Linked DNA regions of Homo sapiens: region 1 is linked to region 2. The links are chromatin loops, found by intact Hi-C in ENCODE. Cell type or tissue: PC-9. All regions are shown on one strand. Links, peaks and the distances in the headings refer to the core of each region. The heading gives the core; the rest is flanking DNA. Region 1 holds the start of SLC50A1 (solute carrier family 50 member 1). Region 2 overlaps EFNA4-EFNA3 (EFNA4-EFNA3 readthrough).

Region 1 (2,500 bases), core at 1-2,500, 49 kb after region 2:
GGTCACAGTGCTGCCCCACGCCTCTTCCCACTTGCCTGGACTGTGCTGCTCCTTCCACTTCTGCTGCTGCAAACCCCGTGAAGGTGTATGCCACACCTGGCCTTAAAGAGGGACAGGCTGAAGAGAGGGACAGGCACTCCAAACCTGTCTTGGGGCCACTTTCAGAGCCCCCAGCCCTGGGAACCACTCCCACCACAGGCATAAGCTATCACCTAGCAGCCTCAAAACGGGTCAGTATTAAGGTTTTCAACCGGAAGGAGGCCAACCAGCCCGACAGTGCCATCCCCACCTTCACCTCGGAGGGATGGAGAAAGAAGTGGAGACAGTCCTTTCCCACCATTCCTGCCTTTAAGCCAAAGAAACAAGCTGTGCAGGCATGGTCCCTTAAGGCACAGTGGGAGCTGAGCTGGAAGGGGCCACGTGGATGGGCAAAGCTTGTCAAAGATGCCCCCTCCAGGAGAGAGCCAGGATGCCCAGATGAACTGACTGAAGGAAAAGCAAGAAACAGTTTCTTGCTTGGAAGCCAGGTACAGGAGAGGCAGCATGCTTGGGCTGACCCAGCATCTCCCAGCAAGACCTCATCTGTGGAGCTGCCACAGAGAAGTTTGTAGCCAGGTACTGCATTCTCTCCCATCCTGGGGCAGCACTCCCCAGAGCTGTGCCAGCAGGGGGGCTGTGCCAACCTGTTCTTAGAGTGTAGCTGTAAGGGCAGTGCCCATGTGTACATTCTGCCTAGAGTGTAGCCTAAAGGGCAGGGCCCACGTGTATAGTATCTGTATATAAGTTGCTGTGTGTCTGTCCTGATTTCTACAACTGGAGTTTTTTTATACAATGTTCTTTGTCTCAAAATAAAGCAATGTGTTTTTTCGGACATGCTTTTCTGCCACTCCATATTAAAACATATGACCATTGAGTCCCTGCTAAGTGCGAGGCTCTCTGTGCTACAACAGTAGCAACTGGGTTTGAATTTCTTTCTCTCCAAAGAATGTGTGCCCCTCACGAGGCCAAAAGGGTGGGATGTTTCCTCCTCTGAGGGCTGTCCAGGACCGGAGTGCTCCTGACAGCTGTCTCTCGGGTTCTGAGCTGCACTCCACTCTGGAAGTTCTTCCTATCCGACCTCTACCCCACTCCCACTCCGTCACCGCAGGGCTTTGGCATACTACCATTCAGGTACTCACGCTGTTTCGGTGAGTCAGGGAAGCTGGGAACGCCAGCTGAGGCATGCGGCCCCGCCCCACAGCCACACTAGCAGAGACGTGTGGGAGGCTGGGAGGGAAAGTTCCCAGTAACAAGTGGGTTGGACCGGGGGTCAGTGATAGAGGCGTCAGTGGATTGGCCACGTCATGTAAAGTTGACCCGAGAGGGAGGGCAAAAGAGGAAGGCTTGGTGATTCCTGGTAATGTGTTATTTTGAGAAAAAGCTTCGGCAGCACACTCCAGAAAAAAACTTCCCAAACCCTGGGCAACTGAGGTTCTGATGTGGAGCTCTGGATGGAAAGCGTGCTGAAGTCTTGTTAAACTAGCAAGCTTTTGTTTGGAGGTCCACCGCCGAAGGCGCACAGGCCTGTGGGAACACGAGCGTTGAGACTGGGGGCGTCTAGATGATCCAAGGGGTAGGCAGAGTGTGAGCAGCGGCAGGTATCGGGGACACACCCGCGGAGCCCTAGGAAGGGGACTGACCGGGACATGGAAGAGGTCTGGACCAGGGTACTGGGAAGGCGCTCGGAGGAGAGGGGCGCGAGTTCCGGTTCGGCGTCGGAGGGAGGGTGGGGCTTCGGCGCAGTTTCCGGAGGGACGGCCCGAGCGTGCGGGGGCGGAGCCGAGTGCGCGGGGCGGGGCTCCAGAGCCGCAGGTCTGGGCTGCAGTAGGTCCCGGCAACCGCAGGCTCGCGGCGGGCGCTGGGCGCGGGATCCGACTCTAGTCGTAATGGAGGCGGGCGGCTTTCTGGACTCGCTCATTTACGGAGCATGCGTGGTCTTCACCCTTGGCATGTTCTCCGCCGGCCTGTGAGAGTGCGGCCGGGCTGGGTTGGGGAGGACTAGGCAGTCAGGAAAGGAGAGAGAGGGGACAGAGACGTGGCCACAGCACCTGGCTCGTCCGGAACCGGGATCAAAGTGGGATCGGGTCGAGGGGACCGGGGTACAAGGGCGAGGCTGGTCACTAGGCCTGAAGGAGAAGGCAGGATAGCTGGCGGGGGGGAGAGGGGGCGGGGTCTGCGGTGGTCCGGAAAGGATGACAGGCATTGGGCATCCCCCTCTAGCACTCTGCTTCTCCCTTCCCACCCCCACCCCTCCCTTCGGGGCCCCATTACAGCTCGGACCTCAGGCACATGCGAATGACCCGGAGTGTGGACAACGTCCAGTTCCTGCCCTTTCTCACCACGGAAGTCAAGTGAGGGGCCGACGGCTGCGGTAGTGGGAAAGGCTACCAGAGGGAGGTGGGGGCGGGGCAGGAGGAGCAAGAGTGAAAGAGGTTTGGCCGGGCGCGGTGGCTCACGCCTG
Region 2 (5,286 bases), core at 2,787-5,286:
TCAATAAACCTTCGCCGCCGCCGCCGCCGCTGTCGCAGGGAGGAGGGGCGGAGGTGTCGGGCGCGCTGATTCTCCCCCACCCGACGCGGCCCAGGGAAGCCTTGCGCCCAGACCTGGGCTGTCCAGACTGGGACGGGCGGGGCGCCGAGGCCCAGGGCGCCTGAGGGGCGCAGAGGTGTCAGCGTGCAACCGCCGCCCCCCAGCGTTCCCGCCACCACCGCCACCACCCTCAAAGCCCGGGCGCGCGGACCCCACGCCGCGCACACGTGGTCCGGCCTCGCCTGCTGGAGCGGGCGGCGCGCAGCCTCGGGGGCGCGCGCTAGAGGGAAGAGGAACCCGGGTCTACATTCGTCCTCCACCCCTGTAACTCTGCAGCCCGGCGTCTAAGACCGGGGCTGGGGGTGGAGGATGGCGAGGATTTGACAAGTTCAGGGCCCCCTGGGATCCTTTCCCTACTCCCTGGTCTTGTTGGACACCCTGTTTACCTGCCCTAATTGCCCCGGGCTGGGGGAGAAGTTTGCTCCTTCCCCGCTCCGCCCGCCTGCCCCCTCCGCGGACACTCCGGGTTAAGTGGAGCCAGGCGCGGGCCGGCAGGGCACTGAAAGCGAGAGAGAGGTGTCGGGATGCGCCTCAGAGGCTGTGAGAGCCAGGAGAGACCGAAATAACGGGGTGAGGGGACACCCCCTCCAAATGGGGTGTGTCGGCATTCGCCTTTCTGCAAGAGAGGCGAGAGGCTATAGGGGATGAAGTGGAGCAAGAAGAGAGAACAGTACGAAGGGGCAGGGCACAACCCGGTCCCCAGGTCCCAGCCCACCCCCACCCTTCCGCAGGAGGCGCGGCCCTAGAGGCGGGGTTAGCTGCGGAGCTTCGCGTGGGCCCAGCGGCACCTCTCTCTCCGCACTGCTAGGGAGAAGGAGGGAGGATGACAGATTCAATTAAAGTGCCCAAGCCAAGCAGACACGTTGGGTCTCCAAAGAGTTGTGGCTGGGAATTCCTGGCTCTCACCCCGTTTGTCCCCGTGCCCTCTGTGTACCAACTGGGCCCAGCCACCCCACCGGCAGGTCTTTCTCTCACATGCCCAGCCTTGGGGGGGCATTTCAGGAGCTGTTCCTGCCACCCAGCGCAGGAGTACATAACAGATGGCTTCCCTTCACCTGTGGTCGCCCTGCAACCTTTTTTATAAGGCTAGTCCTGCCCTGTTGAGGAAATGGAATTACCTGTAGGAATACCTTGGGTGTTGGCTTCCTCCCTGCTGGAATGGGGTGTGTTGTAGGGGGAACTGGGCGGTACAGCAGGGAGGGGCTGCTTCAGAGTGGGACTGGAAACATGGGTGAGGCTCAAAGACAGAGATCCCAGTGTGGCTGTGCAGCTGCTCCAGACCTGGCACCCTCACCACTGGAGGCCCCCTCCCCAAGGCCTGAGGGGAGGAACAGACTGTGGGTTGGTGACGGACAGGCAAGCCTAGGATGGCAGTTTGGAGCCAGGCCTGGTCTAACCCGTTTTCCTGCTCCCAGTGCCGCAGGCCGAGGCTCCTGCCCACCTGAGTGCCAGGGCAAGGGAGGGGCCTGAGTGACCCATTAATCCCATGGGAACAGAGTGGGGCTGGTGGCATTCCTGATGACCAAAGGAGGCTGTGCCAATTCTTACTGGGGTACCCAAACATCAGCTCTCTGCCTGCCTCACTGTCAGGCTTGGAATGGGTTGCTGGTGGAGGGGACAGCACAAGCAAAGCCAAGGAAGTGGGGTCAGGGGGGAGGGACCCCCAAGGCCCCACCGTGTGCAGAAGCCTCCACGCTCATTTCTTTAATGGATCTAATTACTGTTTGGGGAACTGGGTGGTGCCTGGTGACATAGGGAGCCAGTCTCTCCCCCCAGGGAGCTCCCAGGGACTAGGGACCCCGTGGTATGACATTTTGCCAAGGACCCCATGCCTTTCTGTGTCCACCACTCTCCTTGCACTGCCAAGATATGTGCATTCTTACGCTAAAGAAATTAGGGAAAACTCCTGCCCCCTCTCCGAGTTTCTTTCTCCATTCAGAGGTTTCTCCATCCCCACACCGCTCACTACTGCCATCGAGGGTGTTAAGACCAACACTTTGATGGTGACTAGCAAGGCAGGTGGGGATTACAAGGGACCCAGCATCTGCTTCTCTGTCCCAAAGAGGGATCAGGGAAATAAGAGGCGCAGCCATCTTGTCTAGGCCCTGTGCCCACTGCTCTGCCCAGCATCATTAAGGGGGGCCGTTGTGCCAGGTTGAGGAAGGAGGTGCACAATGAGACAGAAGTTTGGGCTGGTTGGCATGATGCCATGTGGAGTCTTGGTACTGAGTCCCTTAGCGCCCTCATGTGTTTAAAGTTCCTGGGAGCCTAACTGTCCTTGGCCTCAGGGTGGGGTCTCTGTCACGGGACTCAAGGTACAGAAGCCAGTGATACTGTAGTATGGGGAGGGCAGGGGGAGACCCCCAGATTGGTGGGGTCAACCAATACTGGCATGCGGGCCAGCACACATACAGCCCAGCTTTTCTGTGTGTCTGCTGCCTATGAGTGGGCGGTGGACATATTTGTGCGTGTGCCATAGAACTTATGCATGTATATGCATGAAGCCGCCATACATGCGTCTGTAAGGGCAGGTCCTGTTGGACTGGCCTCCGGGGTGGACTGGCAGCCGCAGGGAAGCATGGTGGGAGAAGCGATGGAGGGTGTGTGCGTCCCTCGGAGGGGATCCCTCCCACGTTCACCCTTGGCTTCCATCCCTCCCATCCCTCCTCCCGGCTGCTGAATTATGGGGGATGGACGGAGGAAATCCGGGCCTGGGTCTGAGAGTCGCTGGGGCCTGCGCCGTTTCTGTGGCAACCAAAGCGTACGTTCCCTTCTTCCCTCCGCCCCTCTCCCTCGCCTCCTTTTCTTTGGAGGCAGGCCGGGCTTCCCTGCGCCTTTGCTACCCTCTGGTGGCCAACAGGAGAAGGACAGACCAAGAAGGAGGGCACGGAAGGAGACTTAGGGGAGCGGCGGCACTAGGGCCCCGGGGGCAGAGACAGGGCTGAGCCGCGAGGAAGCTCGGAGGAAAAGTCGGAAGGCTACGCGGACCCTGGGGAGGGGCTGCGGAGCGGTCAGATGGAAAGCGGCTTTGCTCTGGGGTTTCTTCTCTCTGAGCCGCTTCCTCTTCCCCACAGCCTGCGGCGAGAGGGCTACACCGTGCAGGTGAACGTGAACGACTATCTGGATATTTACTGCCCGCACTACAACAGCTCGGGGGTGGGCCCCGGGGCGGGACCGGGGCCCGGAGGCGGGGCAGAGCAGTACGTGCTGTACATGGTGAGCCGCAACGGCTACCGCACCTGCAACGCCAGCCAGGGCTTCAAGCGCTGGGAGTGCAACCGGCCGCACGCCCCGCACAGCCCCATCAAGTTCTCGGAGAAGTTCCAGCGCTACAGCGCCTTCTCTCTGGGCTACGAGTTCCACGCCGGCCACGAGTACTACTACATCTGTGAGTGACGGCGGCCGGGCGGGCGGGTCTGAACGCGAGAGTCTGAGTGACAGCCGGGGGGTGGAGCCCCTAGGCTCCGGGGCGGGGCCGGCGCGGCGGGCGCCAGGTCTCGCGGCTGAGACCAGGGAGGAGGCGTGGGCACGGGACGCCTGAGGGGTTCAGCTCAGACGAGGTCGTGGGGCCAAGAGAGGAGTTTGGTGACAGTCCCAAGTTTGGGCTGCGGAGAATCGCTGTTTCTGTGAGGGACATTCCGGGGTTGGAACATCAGGGATCCCAGTTTCTTGAGGGGTGGGACCAAAGGGGCGTCTAGGGCCGACGGCAGAGCTAAAGTGACCCGTGTCCAAAGGGTAGGGGAGCTCCTGAAGGAGACCGCCCGACGGGGACAGTTTGGAGGGGGTGAGAAATAGAGCCGTCGAGGGAGGGCACAGGCACACATTGGGCGAAAGTGACTCAGGCCCGGTCTCCTCCCCAGCCACGCCCACTCACAACCTGCACTGGAAGTGTCTGAGGATGAAGGTGTTCGTCTGCTGCGCCTCCAGTGAGTAGAATAGGCTCCGAGCCGCGCCCCCATCCTCAGCTCCCTGCTTTGGGGCTCCCCTGGCTTCCTGGGGGTGGGGGCGGAGGGCACAGGTGAGGGGGGCTTGCTCCCCAGCCGTAGCAAGGGGAGGGAATCCTGGCCCTGACTCTCCCCTCCTCTCTCCCCACCCGCACCCCACCCCGCAGCATCGCACTCCGGGGAGAAGCCGGTCCCCACTCTCCCCCAGTTCACCATGGGCCCCAATGTGAAGATCAACGTGCTGGGTGAGTCTGCGCAGCGCCCTCTGGTGGCCACTGCTGGAACCGCAGCCCCCCGCCCCGGTGCCTGCTCACCTCGCATGCCTTCCCTGGGGGCACTGATACTTCCTACCCTGTGGGTGGTCACGTCCCTGGCTCCATTGCTGCTGCCGCGTGCCCCTGCCCTGGCGCGCAACCCAGCCCTCACCAGTCTGTCTGTTCCTCTGTCCACAGAAGACTTTGAGGGAGAGAACCCTCAGGTGCCCAAGCTTGAGAAGAGCATCAGCGGGACCAGCCCCAAACGGGAACACCTGCCCCTGGCCGTGGGCATCGCCTTCTTCCTCATGACGTTCTTGGCCTCCTAGCTCTGCCCCCTCCCCTGGGGGGGGAGAGATGGGGCGGGGCTTGGAAGGAGCAGGGAGCCTTTGGCCTCTCCAAGGGAAGCCTAGTGGGCCTAGACCCCTCCTCCCATGGCTAGAAGTGGGGCCTGCACCATACATCTGTGTCCGCCCCCTCTACCCCTTCCCCCCACGTAGGGCACTGTAGTGGACCAAGCACGGGGACAGCCATGGGTCCCGGGCGGCCTTGTGGCTCTGGTAATGTTTGGTACCAAACTTGGGGGCCAAAAAGGGCAGTGCTCAGGACTCCCTGGCCCCTGGTACCTTTCCCTGACTCCTGGTGCCCTCTCCCTTTGTCCCCCCAGAGAGACATATGCCCCCAGAGAGAGCAAATCGAAGCGTGGGAGGCACCCCCATTGCTCTCCTCCAGGGGCAGAACATGGGGAGGGGACTAGATGGGCAAGGGGCAGCACTGCCTGCTGCTTCCTTCCCCTGTTTACAGCAATAAGCACGTCCTCCTCCCCCACTCCCACTTCCAGGATTGTGGTTTGGATTGAAACCAAGTTTACAAGTAGACACCCCTGGGGGGGCGGGCAGTGGACAAGGATGGCAAGGGGTGGGCATTGGGGTGCCAGGCAGGCATGTACAGACTCTATATCTCTATATATAATGTACAGACAGACAGAG

The links. A loop is a pair of places that touch in the nucleus more often than their neighbours do. Peaks named below come from ENCODE experiments on the same cell type or tissue, not always from the same donor. Only the 100,000 strongest peaks of a DNase experiment are listed, where the experiment ranks them.
Region 1: it touches region 2 in a loop (2.6-fold over the local background); 78 of 110 quality-filtered maps call a loop at or near these places.

Annotation. Positions count from the first base shown.
Region 1 is chr1:155,133,987-155,136,486 of GRCh38, forward strand. It overlaps EFNA1 (ephrin A1), which reads left to right. Exons shown (of 5, transcript NM_004428.3): 5 at 1-913. The coding sequence ends at 81. It overlaps SLC50A1 (solute carrier family 50 member 1), which reads left to right and starts at 1,866. Exons shown (of 6, transcript NM_018845.4): 1 at 1,866-2,005; 2 at 2,313-2,390. The coding sequence starts at 1,926. RefSeq lists an enhancer at 1,307-1,396 and a silencer at 1,667-1,906. In PC-9, for the core only: no CTCF peak of the experiment used is centred there; DNase peaks (open chromatin) are centred at 725, 1,215 and 1,855; H3K4me3 peaks cover 2,470 bases; H3K27ac peaks cover 2,500 bases.
Region 2 is chr1:155,081,918-155,087,203 of GRCh38, forward strand. EFNA4-EFNA3 (EFNA4-EFNA3 readthrough) reads left to right here. Exons shown (of 5, transcript NM_001407761.1): 2 at 3,174-3,487; 3 at 3,960-4,025; 4 at 4,211-4,288; 5 at 4,496-5,286. The coding sequence ends at 4,626. It overlaps EFNA3 (ephrin A3), which reads left to right. Exons shown (of 5, transcript NM_004952.5): 2 at 3,174-3,487; 3 at 3,960-4,025; 4 at 4,211-4,288; 5 at 4,496-5,286. The coding sequence ends at 4,626. Among named protein-coding and RNA genes, the nearest start is that of EFNA3, 5.7 kb to the left of the region's middle. RefSeq lists enhancers at 43-122, 2,394-2,693 and silencers at 3,194-3,293, 3,494-3,693, 3,891-4,059, 4,044-4,093. In PC-9, for the core only: CTCF peaks have their summits at 2,930 (motif pointing left), 4,337 (motif pointing left) and 4,540; DNase peaks (open chromatin) are centred at 2,974, 3,264, 3,454, 3,974 and 1 weaker place; H3K4me3 peaks cover 1,900 bases; H3K27ac peaks cover 831 bases.